Linked DNA regions of Homo sapiens: region 2 is linked to region 1. A link is an interaction called in ENCODE POLR2A ChIA-PET data of the cell type or tissue named here. Cell type or tissue: MCF 10A. All regions are shown on one strand.

What was found. ChIA-PET counts read pairs that join two places held together with the same protein. Peaks named below come from ENCODE experiments on the same cell type or tissue, not always from the same donor. Only the 100,000 strongest peaks of a DNase experiment are listed, where the experiment ranks them.
Region 2: POLR2A ChIA-PET joins it to region 1 with 15 read pairs; 14 of 35 experiments call an interaction of 5 or more read pairs at or near these places.

What each region holds. Positions count from the first base shown.
Region 1 is chr1:223,769,060-223,777,059 of GRCh38, reverse strand. CAPN2 (calpain 2) reads right to left here. Exons shown (of 21, transcript NM_001748.5): 17 at 7,151-7,219; 18 at 6,535-6,613; 19 at 5,135-5,251; 20 at 4,821-4,879; 21 at 1,042-2,226. The coding sequence ends at 2,203. It overlaps LOC105373041 (a long non-coding RNA gene), which reads left to right and starts at 2,226. Exons shown (of 2, transcript XR_949167.3): 1 at 2,226-2,792; 2 at 3,974-4,349. RefSeq lists an enhancer at 4,160-4,815. In MCF 10A, no CTCF peak of the experiment used is centred here; DNase peaks (open chromatin) are centred at 859, 4,809 and 5,099.
Region 2 is chr1:223,694,555-223,702,554 of GRCh38, reverse strand. All of the region lies in intron 1 of LOC105373281 (a long non-coding RNA gene), which reads left to right. It also overlaps a transcript of CAPN2 not described here. Among named protein-coding and RNA genes, the nearest start is that of CAPN2, 14 kb to the left of the region's middle. RefSeq lists an enhancer at 623-1,469. In MCF 10A, CTCF peaks have their summits at 4,168 (motif pointing left) and 5,957 (motif pointing right); DNase peaks (open chromatin) are centred at 1,104, 1,444, 1,764 and 4,154.

The sequences.
Region 1 (8,000 bases):
AATTCAGAGCAGAGACCCAGGAGGGAAGAAGTAGTGAGGGTTGGTGGCGGCGGGGGGGCGGGGGGTGGTGAGTTCGTACAGGCTCAGAAAGTTGAGCTTTACTTTGCTTATCATCTATTTGCGTATCTATCTATTTTTGCCCGCTGTAAAACAGGCATTAGCAAACGTTACACTAGATGGGAAAACTCAGGATGCTTGGTAATCTCTATTCCCTTTTCTTGTTCAGTCTTTTCTAAATTTGCTCTGATAAGCATATACCTTATTTATTTAATGTTATCTCAGAGACTAGGTCAGTCCCACAGATGAAAGTGCACCAGGAGATGCAGGGCCGTCAGCACAGTAGTCCAGGTTTGGAATGGCCTCTGCGGATGGGAGGGGCCTCCTTCCTGCTCCACTGTGTACCTCGTCTCTGGAGACCACTCTCTTCCTCAGAATCGAAAGCTGATCCCTCCTGCCTTTCACTCCCACCCCCTCCCAGCCTGGACCCTGGGGTCCTGTGTTGCAACCACTTCAGTCCCCACTGTCCATTCCCTTGTCCCCTGATCCTTCAGCTACCCTTCCCTTGCCCACCTCCAATCTTGAGTCAGTCCAAACATCTCCCACATCTTTCCTGCCACCTGTGCAGCTGGACAGAGAAATCACCGATGCGAGGAGGTTGGGACTCCTGCACTCTCATGGCCACCAGCCTCCCCTTTGCCCTCAAAATCCACTCAGCAAGCAAGAGAACTTCAACTCATTTGAGCCGAGTTTGGGAAATCCATTGTCTCACCTTGTTCAGGAAATATTAGGATGGCATTTGCCTATCATCTCAAGTCATCTTGAGGAAATGATTCATCAAGAACCACAAGCACCAGACCAGTGACTTCATCTGCATGTTTTCTCAGCTCCCTTGCTTGTACCTACCCCAGGAGGAGCTGGCCAAGGTCGAGCAGGGAACTTCCTGAGAGGCACATACGTCTCTGTGCTGCCTAACAGCAGATCAGCAAGCAGTAGAAATTAGAGCTTCCCTTATGTTATGGTCAGATTATCAAAGTTTCTGAATTGGATTTTAAAAAATTTTATAGTTCCACATTTTAATTATAGGCAAGGTGTCTTTTCCTTTGAATACATGAATTTACAGAGGCAGCATACCTTGTTAAAGTAGAAACAAGCTATAATTGTGTGCTCATAAACCGTCCTGTGGGGCTGCCCTCCAGGAAGGAAAACATGGCATGGTGTGATTGCATGGGGTAACCCTTTATTTTTATTTAACAGTACATTTGGAAGAAGATAAGGCAACAAGGCAAAATTTCTATAATGTTGCTAGCATTTTCCCAAGGTAAAGCCAGGAAACAAACTTGTGTCCTTTCTATAAGAACTTCTAAGTGATGTCCCCTCTAACTCCATGGACAGACACTAGTGGTGGTGAAGTTCATAAAGTTTTGAGGTGGCAAACAGCTTATTTTGTCCTTTATCATAATTGGTTTACAAATTGGATGCCTGGTTTTGGCATACTGGTTCAGTTGATCAAGCGCAGGATCCCTTTGGTCTTTGTAAGACCAGATGTATAAGGCCGAATAGGGTCAAGAACTTGATTGTAAGGAGAACGATTTACTATTACCAATCAATATTCTACAAAACCTGTCTCTTGTTTAACCCAAGCGACAGAGGTGAGTCTTCTCTCCTGGACTCTCCAGATGCCTTGACAAGATTACTTCATGATATACCATGTTTCCCAGTTGGCTCATGGGAAATGGTAATCTTGGACTGTTGTTTGGTAGAATCAACAGCTGCATTTTAAACTTGAAGTTGCTTTAAATATTCCCTGCCAAGGGCCTCGTGTCCTTTGAGAGCGACTCAATGTTTTTGCTCAGCTGTTAAATACCTCCCTGCATTTTTTTTTCCTGATTTAATATTGCTATGAACAGGAAAGTGTGTAAAAGTAAAAAGTGTATACTATTTACAGATTTAAAGCTTTCTTTGACCTTGTCAAGGGTTAAGCGACTCATTTGCATTTAGTATAATGATATGCAAATCTTTTACTTTGATGTGTGAAACTTCTGCTATCTCAAATTGACAGTATCATTATTTTCAGCTATGATCATCCGTTTAAGTAAATGTTCCCATAATTTTGAGGTCCAGATACAAAGTGTATTTCTATGGAAGCTTAGTCCTTGGCTGATTTTCCATCATGAGAAGTCTTCAGGCAGATTAGTTATAACTTCAAAGTACTGAGAAACAGAGCCACTGTGAGGAAGGAAAAAAAAAAGTCAGCTCAGTGACCACTTTTAAAATTAAAGGCTATTTAAGTACCTGTAGATTGTTCCAAAAAACTTGTACTGGAAAAGCTGATTGAGGGCTACAATATCAGTGCACTAACTCATATTTTTCTTACCTGATTTCTAGAGTCTAGCTTTTAACAGGTCAGTAGTCTGTGTGATTTGCATTAAGTGGCCATGAATCATATTACAGGGTTGATTGCACACATGAAAAGTGAAATTCACACAACAGAAATTAGCATTTTCACATCTCTGCCTCAGAGTATCACATCAGAAGTTAGTTTGGGATGTGGATATCCCTGCAACCAATGGTGTTCAGCATTGGTTCTAAGTTGTAGTGATACGGAAACTTTAAATCAGATTGATTCAACTGGTCTGGGATACAGACAGGACACCAGCACTTTGGCAAAGCTCCCCATGTGATGGAATCTGCAGCCAAGGTTGAAATCCCTGCAGACTGAACGGAGAGCTTCTGAACATGGCTCATCCTTGCAAAGACTACGAGAAGCGAGGATCTCCAGGAACCTGCAAAAGGTAAGGCTTAGGAGTGGCAGGAAAAGCCAGTGGGTAAGAAGATGCTTCTCGGAGGAGATGCGGAGGGAGTGGACTGAGCAGGCAGGCCAGGTGGACCCTGGAGTGGGGGTGGGTGGCTGGGGTAGAATAGGATATCCAGCAAGAATGACAGGCTAGGATTTCCAGAACTTAACATGTGGCATGTTTCGTGTCACAGTTGTGTTGACTCTACTATTTATTTCATTTTAAATTTTTTGAGACAGGGCCTTGCTCTGTCACCCAAGATGGAATGTAGTGGGGAGATCATGGCTCACTGCGGCCTTGACTTCTGGGCTCAGGTGTTCCTCCCACCTTAGCCTCCTGGGTAGCTGGGTCTACAGGCACGCACCACCATGCCTGGCTCATTTTTTTATTTTTTATTTATTTTTTTCTGAGACAGGGTTTTGCTCTTGTTGCCTAGGCTGGAGTGCAGTGGCACCATCTCAGTTCACTGCAACCTCTACCTCCTAGGTTCATGTGATTCTCCTGCCTCAGCCTCCAGAGTAACGTATTTACAGGCACCTGCCACCACGCCCAGCTAATTTTTTTTTTAGATGCAGTTTTGCTCTTGTTGCCCAGGCTGGATGGAGTACAATGGTGCAATCTCAGCTCGCCGCAACCTCCGCCTCCCGGGTTCAAGCAATCCTTTCGCTTCAGCCTCCCGAGTAGCTGGGATTAACAGGCATGTGTCACCACGCCTGGCTAATTTTGTATTTTTAGTAGAGATGGGGTTTCTCCATGTTACTCAGGCTGGTCTCGAACTCCCAACCTCAGGTGATTCGCCCGCCTTGGCCTCCCAAAGTGCTAGGATTATAGATGTGAGCCACCGCGCCCAGCCCTAATTTTTGTATTTTCAGTAGAGACGCGGTTTCACCATGTTGGCCAGGCTGGTCTTGAGCTCCTGACCTCAGGTGATCCACCTGCCTTGGCCTCCCAAAGTGATGGGATTACAGGCATGAACCACTGCGGCCAGCCTAATTTTTTATTTTTTTAGAGATGGGGTTGACTCTACATTGCAATCTAGGGGTAGAGATATTTCCTAGGATATGTAAAGTTTTAAGCAAGTTAGTGTTATTTGTAACCAGATAGACTATATTTTCACTTTGCTAATACAATGCATAATAGCAGAATGAGACAGTTATTTAGTTGCTGCCTTCCTCCAGAGTTCAAAATCCATGGAAAAGAGCTGCCAGTGCCTTAGACCTGCCCTCCTCACCACTTCACTCCTCTGTTACACGGACAGGACTGACAACTGCCATTCTCACCCAGTGTCAGCCACTTCGCCCGGCCCTCTGTGGCCTTCCCTGAGTATAGAGGAAATGCTGACTGGAGCCAGGTGATAATGGAAGTATACCCCACCTGGCTTCTTTCTTTCAGTGAGAGAACTTCCTGTCATTGGGATGACACGAGAACATTTTACGCTTTGCTTTTTGTGAAATTAGCATACCCACTTAATTCAGATTGATGATCATTTCAGAGATGTGTATTGCTAGGGTTCCAGACACATGAGTGCAATAACAATAATAAATGGCAAACGTATTTACTAGTATTGGTTTTATCTTAAACGGGGAGGGAGTAGAGAAAACTAATTTGCTTAAAGTATTTTAAGTAGATCCACTCTAAGAATGATGGATCTTCCCAAAACCCAACTTGAATTTCAGCTGAAGGATTTCTTTATATAAACATGTTCTCCCTTGCATGCTAATCAGGAGTTCATTTTTCTAAGCATGATCCTGCAGCCACTCCTTAGTTTAACCTTGAGCTACACTCAAGTCAAAGCTCATGAGAAGAGGGAGCCAGGCGTGCATTTTGGACTTGAGAATAGGTGGTTGGAAAACAACTGCAAGTAAAAGTGCATTGTGGGATCTTACAACCGGTTACAGGCCTGGCCCCGACAGACCAAGAGCTCTTTAAAGCAAAACTTGAAAAAGCAGATCACTCAAGTAACAGCCCTTTCCGCCCCATGCCTCCCCCATCCCCTTAGAAGCAAGGCGGGGCCTGCTGACTCACAGAGATAAGGTCGAGCTCTATTGTTCCAGTATTCTCGGGATCCAGCTGCTTAAATATCTCTGTGGAGGGAGAAAAAGAGGGTGTCACAAGTGAGTGAGCTGAAACAGATCACATTATCCTCTTTTCAGTTCAGCAACTGACTTCACTGACCACCATACATGCTTTCTTCCTCACCCTCAAATTAGTAAAGAGGGAATTTCATTCTCAACTCCTGGAAGACATGTCTCTAGTTTAGATGATTTCACCGAGGTGAAAGGCAGGCCACTTTAATACCAAGAGAACTGAAATGAGTCATTCCCCAAATATCCACTTACTGAATAGCGTTTCCAGCCGAACCAAACACCGAACAAAATTATCAAAATCGATGATGAGCTGGTCATCTGCAAACCGAGCAACGATGACTTGGTGGAGTTGACAGGGCATCTTGAAACCTGAAGTTACATGAACAAACAAACTCATTGCTAAGCATTAGATTGTTCCATTTAGCTGCGCTCACAGGCTATGAAACTAATGTGGTGATTTAAATGAGGTATAATTGCTTTTGTCCCTTGGCTGCTCTTCTGTGAGACTGGTTTGATTTTGCAAAGCCAGTACCTTCTGCTGTTTCTTTTGTTTTTGAACTGTCCACCTTCACCCTGCCTGTGTCCTTTGCTGACACATAAGTGTTTTCTTGCCTGTTTCTGTTCTCATGGTCACAGTTGCTTCATGTTGTTAACCATGCTGCTGCTGTTTGATTTTTTGTTTAGCTCTCAATCGTCTTGAAGATCAGATTCTTCCTGGATATATGTGAGCAGAAGCTTTCCTGGTAAACTCATAGTAGTTCTCTCTCCTTCCAGAGTAAAATAATTTTTATTGAGCCTATGGCCACCTAGCATCAAGACTGCATGTCCCAGCTTCCTTGCAGTCAACAGAGGCCTTGTGATCAGAGTCTGGCTGGTGGGATGTGTGACCGGAAATGGCCTGTGTGCCCTTAAAGGCAAGGGGCCCTTCTTCTGTCAACCTGTTGGTGGCATGTGTTTGTGGTGGCAGGCTGTCCCAGGTCCCTTGGATGAGGGTGACCCTTGAAGGTCCGGTGGGCATCATGGATGGGGGGAGGCTGGGGGAAGCGTGATCAGATAGTGACATGGTAGGATAGTAGGAGGCACCGTCCTAGCCGTGGACTGCTGGAGCTGGGATTGCTATACGACAGAAAGACATACCTCGTATAAACCAATGTTGTGTGGGGTCTCTGCAGCAGCATTATATTCCAGCAAATAGAATGAACAGCCTCATGCTGACACATTTGTTCCCAAAGCCCAGCAGTCTCCTGCTTTGCTGGTCTACCACTCGCTTGTGTCCTTTTATTGATATCCAATTCTGCTAGGGTCTTACCCTAAGGGCTGAGCTGAGACATTTGATTTCTGCCTAACCAACCCTGCACCAGAAAGGAAGCACCTGGAGGAGGCTGTTGAGACCTGGCTTTGCCTGCTTACTGTGCCAGGCGGCTCCAAAGGAAACTTGGATTCAAGAAGGCACAGAGGGCAGAGCATCCTACTGCATTTAATTTTACCAATTAGTCTTTGAAAGGGGAATGAAAAGGAGGTGTCTGTATTAAACCAGCACCTACTTTATTTTATAGCTTTACCAAATCTTGTGTTATATGGTATAAGATGAGTGTTCACATATTCTACAGACAGATTAAACTAGGAACGAAAATGCAGTTATAAAGGGTTACCTGCTTCTTCTAATGCCTTCCGCATTTCATAGGAATTCATGGTACCAGACCTGTCAACGTCGATTTCTCGGTAAATTTTCTGGAACACATAAGTTAGCTGTAAGAACTATGACCCAAAGCAAAGCTGGCAAGTTACCTCCCTAGTATGTGCTGAGTGGGGATGAAGTTTTTCCAGCTCTGTGCCTCTAGTTTGGCCGTGGAAGAATCACTTATGTTTCTGCCTTAAATAACTAATAGTATTTTGCTTCTGTCTGTGAGCTGGTTTGTAAATATGCCCATCAAATCAGCCAGCCAACGCCCATAGGTCCATGTTCTTGTCTTATATAATTTTTGTACTTTAGCTGTCAAAAACCCTTTTCAGGAAACCCTTGATGGTGGCCTTTAGATGATCCCAATAATCAGGAGGAAGGGAATAGGCCATTTCACCTGCGAAGTCCTGGTTGGTTTTTTGTTTGCATTTCCTCAGCCCCATCTTTACTCACTCTGAGCTTCATTATGGGTAAAATCCCAATCCCCTTGGAAATGTTTCTCCACTCTGTGCAGGAGTTGCTGCATCTTAAAGCATATGAACAGAATGTTTCCCAACACAGATCCACCCGCATCTCTGGGATCTTACTTGGTATTTTTGAATCTTCGTCCAGAGAATGTAGAACTCCTTCAGCCCCAGCTTGCCACTCCCGTCCGACTGCCTTCAGTCAAGGAAAGCCCTTGAGTGTGGGTCCATTTGCACATAGTGTCACCTAGTTTGTCTTCTCAACTGGATCTTTTGAATATCATAGCATATACACAAGGAGGGTTTGCAGAAGGATCCTTTTCCTGCTTTTCCCACTGGCTAAACCTCCATTTAAAGGATTGGAGGAAGGGCGAGAAAGACCTGCTGGCTCCCTGCCGAATCTGGTTGCTGTTTTGATCTAGGGGTGCTGTGGAGGCCCCAGATACTACTAAAAATGAGGTATTGGATGACATGCAGAGGGCTTTGGATGGCTTCTAGTGGCTAGGCCCTTGCTGTTTTTTTTAAAGTATGTGGAGTATATCTAAGAGGCCTTTGGTGAAGGGAGCTAGCAGGTGTACACCATGAATCCACTAGATAAAACTTCACAGAAGTGGCCAGGCATGGTGGCTCACACCTCTAATCCCAGCACTTTGGGAGGCCAAGGTGGGCAGATCACCTGTGGTCAGGAATTCGACACCAGCCTGGCCAACACGGTGAAACCCTGTCTCTACTAAAAATAGAAAAATCAGCTGGGCATGGTGGCGCGCACCTGTAGTCCTAGCTACTAGGGAGGCTGGAGGGGGGAGAATCACCTGAACCTGGGAGGCGGAGGTTCGAGTGAGCTGAGATCATGCCACTGCCCTCCAGCCTGGGTGACACAGTGAGACCCCGTCTCAAAAAACCAACCAACCAACTAAACAAACAAACAGAAAAAACTTCACAGAAGCTTAGGCTGCCCCTTACCACCACTTCT
Region 2 (8,000 bases), 75 kb after region 1:
TCAGGGACAGCTAGTGGAAGTTTGATGGTGTCCAAATAATTCTCCATATAATGTAGTTTATTTTCCTTCCTTTGTTTCTTCCCATCTTTTTCTTTCTTTTCCTTTCCTTTTCTTTTTTTTTGTTTTTTTAGACAGGGTCTCACTCTGTCAACCAGGCTGGAGTGCAGTGGTGCGATCTCAGCTTACCGCAACCTCTACCTTCCAGGCTCAAGCAATTCTCCTGCCTTAGCCTCCCTAGTAGCTGGGATTACAGGTGTGCACCATTACGGCCCAGCTAATTTTTGTATTTTTAGTAGAGACAGGGTTTTACCATGTTAGCCAGGCTGGTCTTGAACTCCTGACCTCAAATCATCCACCCACCTCGGCCTCCCAAAGTGCTGGGATTACAGGCGTGAGCCACGGCGCCCAGCCTCCTTCTTTCCTTCCTTCCTTCCTTCCTTCCTTCCTTCTTTCCTTCTTTCCTCCCTCCCTCCCTCCCTCCCTCCCTCCCTTCCTTCCTTCCTTCTTCCCTCCCTCCCTCCCTTCCTTCCCTCTCTTTTTTTTTTTTTTTTTTTGAGACGGAGTCTGTTGCCCAGAATGGAGTGCAGTGACACGATCTCAGCTCACTGCAACCTCCACCTCCTGGGTTCAAGTGATTCTCCTGTCTCTACCTCCTGAGTAGCTGGGATTACAGGTGTGCACCACCACACCTGGCTAATTTTTGTATTTTTAGTATTGACTCACCATGTTGGCCAGGCTGGTCTTGAACTCCTGACCTCAGGTGATCTGTCTGCCTCGGCCTCCCAAAGTGTTGGGATTACAGGCGTGAACCACTGCACCTGGCCTTCTTTCTTTCTTTAAAAATATTTTTTTCTTTGCTTTTTTTTTGTTTTCTCCACATAGTCGAACATCCTGGAAATTCGTTCCTTTGCGTTAGTCTCTGAGGATGGGCCAGTTAGCTACAGAGCCATCAGAGTCTGAGTGTCTGGCACCTGAGCTCCTCCTTGGCCCACAGAAAGGCTCTGCCCACCAGCTCCCCAGAGAGAATATGGAAATGCTGCCTGGGACCAAATAAGGGAATATAATGAAAGGGGCCTCAGGGCTGAGGCTGTGTTTGAGTCACATTTTAGCAAAGCGGCCACATAGCTTCTGACTCAGAGCACAAAGATTCTTCAATTCTTCATGGCAAGAATGAGACTCACAAGAGCATAAGCTCAGAGGTGGAAAGGAGGGCAGAGCTGTCTCCTCCTGTCCAGTCTAACCAAGGCAGCTAAGAAGCTGAGGCCAGAGAAGGGAGGGTCCCGCAGCCCTAGAGAGGGCCGGAGCCAGCTGGGGCTTCCAGACTCTCGGGAGAGGTCCCATCCTGCTGCCCGCTCTGCAGGCTCTGCTCAGTCTGCTTGGATGCTGCGTGTGTCGGGAGGCCCTGTCACCCTGCCCCTGACCCGGCTATGCTGGGGAGACCTCAGCTTTCTGACTCATACTCAGAAGGGAGTGTCTTAGAGGAATTTCTTTCCACTCAAGCAGTCTATGGACTGATCAAAAGTGCAAGTCATGTCAAGACATAAGTGCTCTCTAACATGTATTCTGCAATGTGGACTTGAATATAAACTGAAAAGCACAATAGTGAATAATTAGAGCTGTCATCTTGGCACGTTTTATGTAACTTCTGTGAGAGCGCGTATCACCTGGTGATACAAATATTTAGTGTCCATTTCCCCGCTAGCCCATCCATTTCTGAATGAGACACCATGTCTTTCTTGTTCACCTTTGTGATCCTGGCATAGTGCCTGGCACCTGGTGGGTGCTTGGTAAAGGTTTGTTGAACGAAGGGTCATAGGCACAAAGCGTTCCCAGGGAAAACTTGTTGGCATCTTTGATGTCAGAATCATTGATTTAGGGTGAGGGAAATGCTCCCTGGGCCCTGTGTCATGCTAAAGGAGTCCCTGAATTGAGAACTTTGAGGAGCCCAGATTTACTATCCACTAGGATTGCTTCAAATGTCTGAGTTTAGGGTGGGGTGGAGTGTACCCTCCTTTACAAGAGAACCAGAAGATTCCTCCCCCAGGGTTTAATGCTTGAATTCCTCTAGGAGAAAGATAAGAATGTTGCAGAACAGAGCTGTGCAAGCATTTCTTGTTGCTCCCTCCTCCCTCTCTCTCTTTCTCTCTCTCTCTGGGGCTGACTGGTCTGTCCCTAAGTTGTGGGTGCTGGTGCTGGTGTGGAGGGGGGATGAAGGGCCCAGGACATCTCTATGGGGTCTACTTGGGACCAGACTGGCCATCAACACACAGCCCAGCCTCTCCACTTGATTGCCACTCCTGGGGGCATTTCGGTGGACTACAAAGTGCTAGAAACCATGAAGTCCCTGGACGCCCCCTTGGCGCCCTGAGCATTCTATGTAGGGATGGGGGTGGTTGAGTGTGTTCTGGGAGTAGGGTCCTGGGGGAGGGTGGTGGTAGTAATGTGAGATTGGTGTCAAAGAAAAGAAAAAATTATTCGGTGGCACTTGTTGAGGTATGATTAGGAAGGCTTTATTCAGGACTGTTGCAATAGGCATAGGGGCCACTGCAATGGGGTTTTGCGGGGTGGATAGAGATTGGGCTCAACTCGGAATATGGCACGGCCAGGTGGGAATGCATAGCCAAGAAGCAGAGTGGGGGTCAGTGACAGATAATTACTAAGAGTAAACGTAAAGAATAAGGGGGATTCTGGCTAAACCCCCTAACCGAGTCTTGCTGAAGACAGGACAGGGTCATTGGACATCACCTAGATGGTGGAGGATGAGGAGCACAGTTAGATATTGGGGATGATCAGATAGCAAGGTGTTGAGGGGTTCTAGCTAAACTGACTTAGCAGGGTCCTCGTTAAAACTGAATTTTTCAAGGAAGTGCACAGATGGGCCTAGGAAAGGATCAGGAGGCTCACTAAAGTTTGGTCAAGCAAAGAATCTTTGTCAAGGGCCAGAAGAGGCCAGAGGTGAGGCCGAGAGGTGGGGAGGGACTAGCTGCTATAGGACCTTGTAAGGGCAATTGGAGGGGTTGGAAGTGAAGGGTGAAAGAGGTGAGTGTGGTGGTCAGGCTGGTGGGGAAGGAGTAGGGCTCTAGGCAGCTCTGGTGGAGAGGCTCCTGAGCCCCATCACAGGTGTTCCAGGGTCCATGAGAACTTCTTCTGATAGCAGGACTGTAGGCCCATGGTCCTGCTTGCCCACTCTTCAGAAGCAGGCCCTGATGGAGAAGAACTTGGCTTTTTATTTTTTATTTTTAAGAGACAAGACCTTGCTCTGTCACCCAGGCTAGAGTACAGTGGCATGATCATAGCTCACTGCAGCCTCCGTTTCCTGGGCTCAAGTGATCCTCCCACCTCAGCCTCCTCAGTAGTTAGGACTACAGGCATTTACCACCATGCCAAGCTAATTTGTGTGTGTATATGTGTGTGTGTGTGTAGAGATGGGGTCTCGCTATATTGCCCAGGCTAGTCTGGAACTCCTGGCCTCCATAATTATCCTGCCTCAGCCTCCCAAGTGTGAGCTTGGCTTTATGAAGATACAATAATTTGGGGGCTTCTCCTAGTCTATTCCCACTCACGATTTTTATTTTTATTTTCACTTTTTATGTTTTTTGAGAAGGAGTCTCGCTCTGTCACCCAGGCTGGAGTGCAGTGGCATGATCTCAGCTCACTGCAACCTCTGCCTCCTGGATTCAAGCAATTCTCCTGTCTCAGCCTCCCGAGTAGTTGGGACTACAGATGCCTGCCATCACGCCCGGCTAATTTTGTATTTTTAGTAGAGACGGGGTTTCACCATAATGGCGATGCTGGTCTCGAACTCTTGACCTTAGGTGATCCACCCGCCTTGGCTTCCCAAAGTGCTGGGATTACAGGCGTTAGCCACCGCGCCCAACCCCCACTCACAATTAAACACAGCCTGCACATGTATTTCTGCACCAACAGGTTGACAGGCTCTCATTGGAGAGAAAATAACCCGCTCCATCCTTTTGTGCAACTGGAATGATTTGTGTGTCTTGGGAAGTTTTAAAGGTCACCAAGATTTCCTGAACAACAAAAATAAGCCTGTAGTAATAAAGTTATTACACCACAATCATGCTCTTCACTGTGAGCTATAGCGGGTGGTCCTGCCCAGGCAGGTGATGACGGTAAAATGGCGCCTCCTGGGGCCCGTTTGATGTTGTATTGGCTCCACCACGTGGCAAAAAGCAGTATTGTTATTTCAAAGCAAGAAAACCCCTAATTTAGCCATGGAAAAGGAAACCTCTATTTCAAAAGGCCTTTGATGCTTTTCAGCATAAACAAGTAAAACTGGCAAAATGTCTTGTTTTGGATCTCAGGCAGTCATGACTCCAGATCCCAAAGCCCTCTGGAGTCTGATACTGAGTTCCTCATGAACTGACCCATCTATTTATGTATCTATCTGTCTATCTATCATTATTTGTGACCACACATAACGTGCCAGGCATAATGCTGGGTACTGAGGCTTCAACCGTGAACAGGATACTGTACTGTCCTTACAGAGGACATAGACAATGGGCAACAGGCCATTGCAATTCACTGTGGTAAGCGCTATGGAGACAAATTACTGAGGATCCTCACCCAGATTTGGGGAGTCTTGGGTTATTTCACTTAGCATAATATCCTCATAATATCCTCAAGTTTCATCCATGTTGTGGCACGTGACAGGATTTCCTTTCTTCCTTCCTTCCTTTTTTTTTTTTTTTTGAGATGGAGTTTTGCTCTTGTTGCCCAGGCTGGAGTGCAAAGGTGCAATCTGGGCTCACCGCCACCTCCGCCTCCTGGTTTCAAGCAATTCTCCTGCCTCAGCCTCCTGAGTAGTTGGGATTACAGGCATGCACCACCACGCCTGGCTAATTTTGTATGTTTAGTAGAGATGGGGTTTCTCCATGTTGGTCAGGCTGGCCTTGAACTCCCAACCTCACGTGATCCACGTGCCTCGGCCTCCCAAGGTGCTGGGATTACAGGTGTGAGGCACTGTGCCCAACTGATTTCCTTCTTTTTAAGGTGGAATGATATTCTATTGTCTTGGATATACCACATACACTGAGAAAGTCTTTTTACATTTAATTTTTTTTTTTTATTTTTGAGATGGAGTCTCACTCTGTCACTCAGGCTGGAGTGCAGTGGCGCAATCTTGGCTCACTGCAACCTCTGCTTCTTAGGTTCAAGTGATTCTCCTGCCTCAGCCTCCTGCGTAGCTGGGATTACAGGTGCGTGCAAACACGGACGACTCTTCTTTTTTTTTTTTTTGTATTTTTAGTCGAGATGGGGTTTCACCATGTTGGCCAGGGTGGTCTCAAACTCCTGACCTCAAGTGATCCACCTGCCTCGGCCTCCCAAAGTGTTGGGATTACAGGCACAAGCCACCACGCATGGCCAGGAAGTCTTTTTTTTGAGACAGGGTCACTCTCTGTTACCCAAGCTGGAGTGCAGTGGTGTGATCATGGCTTACTGTGGCCTTGACCTCCTGGGCTCAAGTGATCCTCCCACCTCAGCCTCCTGAGTAGCTGGGACTACAGGTGTGCACCACCACATCTGGCTACTTTGTGTATTTTTCATAGAAACGGGGTTTCACCATGTTGCCCAGGCTGGTCTTGAACTCTTGAGCTTAAGTGATCCACCTGCCTTGGCCTCCCAAAGTGCTGGGATTACAGGTGTAAGCCACCGTGCCTGGCCCTAAGGGAGGAAGTCATCAACTGGGGCCTGAGAGCTGAGTTCAATTAGTGTAAGGGTGGATGGATAGACGGAGAGAGGATAGGAAGGGGAGAGGGCTCCAAAATGACTGAGTAATTGGCTGGGAACTGAGAGAAGTTTCGGTGGCTGTAGTGTGGACTGTCAGATGAGGATGGTGATGGGAGATGGGGCCAGAGAAGAGAGCAGGTGCCGGGACACACAGGGCTTGTGAGTTCCGCGAAGGAGTTTGCCCAGTGTCCAGCAGGGGGCAGTAGTGGTGGTCTCCCCACCTTGTTCCTATGGGCTGATTTGGGCTGTGGTTCTGGCTGCGTGGCCTCTGTGTGTCTGTTTCCTCAGCCAGATCTTCTCTGAGTGGACAGCACTTCGAGAAGACCTACGTGGGATGGTTGGATCCTGGAGAGGCCTACAAGTAGCCATCGATTCAGTCCAGACACTATTTGCTCTGGAATGTGCGGGACTGGCTCACATTGGCTCCTGAGAGGAGGGAGAAAATGTGCGCAGGGCAAGTTGGAGACGTTATTTCTCAGTTTGCAGTTGGTTGGATCATGTCAGCCCATCAGGATATTTTAGCCAGGATGGAAACGAGCCTTCTAGAGCATTTAGGATGGGGATTGCCACTTGGGGAATTAAAGGCAATAATGACAAAATGAGCTTATCAGAGGACCTAGTAGGATTCTCATTCCTGTGGCTGGGTACTGTTGACAGGAGGGCAGCTTCCTGGGCACTCGAAGGCAGGAGGAACTTGACTCTGAACACGGCTAACGTCCTGTATTGTACAGCTGTGGTCATGCTGTGAAATTCTTGTGTCTTCTAGTTATATTTAGAGGAATTATATCTTTTTACTGTGTCTGTTGGTATTTTTACATCAATCACAGTCCATCTTGTAACAATAAAATAATCTTTCAAAAATGTTTTCTGTTTAAATTAGCCTAAAACTCTCCCTTTCTCTCTCTTTCTCTTTTTGAGACACGGTCTCACTCTGTTACCCAGGCTGGAGTGCAGTGGCACGATCATAGCTTGATTATATCTCACTGCAGCCTTGACCTCCTAGGCTCAATGATCCTTCCACCTCAGACTCCTGAGGAGCTGGGACTACAAGCACACACCACCATGTCCAGCTAATTTTTTTTTGTAATTTTTTGTAGAGGCCAGGTTTTGCTATGTTGCCCAGACTGATGCTGAACCCCTGAGCTCAAGCAATCCACCTGCCTTGGCTTCCCAAAGTGCTGGAATTACATGTGTGAGCCACTGGGCCCGCCCCCTAAAACTATCTCTCATTTTTCAGCAAAAAATCTGATGAGTACTAATTCCCTTTTCTCCCAACTTCGTGTCTAAGATTTTGAACGTTGGGTGTTTAATGTCTAACGGTATTTTCCTTCATGAAAACATGCAGGAGAGGGAGCTGCAGCTGCAAACTAATGTTCTGAGGCCTCTTCTCCCTGTTCTCCTGCAAGAAGTCCGAGGTTCATAGCACTGTGACTAAGAACACATCTTAGATAGCAGGGCCTCCGGATAGAGAGTGCCAGGGGCCAGAGGAGACCAGGCTTCCCCTCCACAGGTATTAGTGTGTATGTGGGGGTGAGTCTGTTGTGGCTTGGGGCTGTCCCTGGCCATTCCACTGAGAAATGAGCCTCATGTGCTGGAGGGCCGCCTGCCACTCTGGTCCTTTCTGCCTATGATCCAAAGGGGAGGATGGTGCCTCGTTAGCCTCATCTCACTTGTTCCCTGTTAGTTGATCGGGAAGTGTGGCCAAACCAGTCTGCCTAAGACTACACACCCTGAACTGATATGATGGAGGTTGACACCAATCTTTTGGGGGGTCTTTTGGAGGATTTTTAAAAAAATAAACTTCAGCTTTATCAAAAATTATGGAAAAATTGCAAGACTAGTCCAAACCCCTCCTGCATATTTTTTACCCAGATTCACCAATTATTTACCTTTTGCTTCATTTTTGCTTTATTATTCTACCATCCATCCATCCATCCATCTACATACACACCATTATATGCATATACATAGCATTATATCCCCATTACATATGCATATATGTGCTGTGTGCCTGTGTGTGTATATTTTTTCTGAACCACTTGAGAATCAGTTGCAGACATTGTGCCCATTTACTCCTAAGTACTTCAGGGTGTATGAAAGTCAGAATATTTAACACTGGCATATTGCTATTATTTAATCTAATTGATATTCAAATATCATCAATTGTCCCAATAATATCTTTTATAACCTTCATAATTTTTTTCTCAGGTAAATGATCCAATACAGGATCATGAAATGCCTTTAGTCATTAT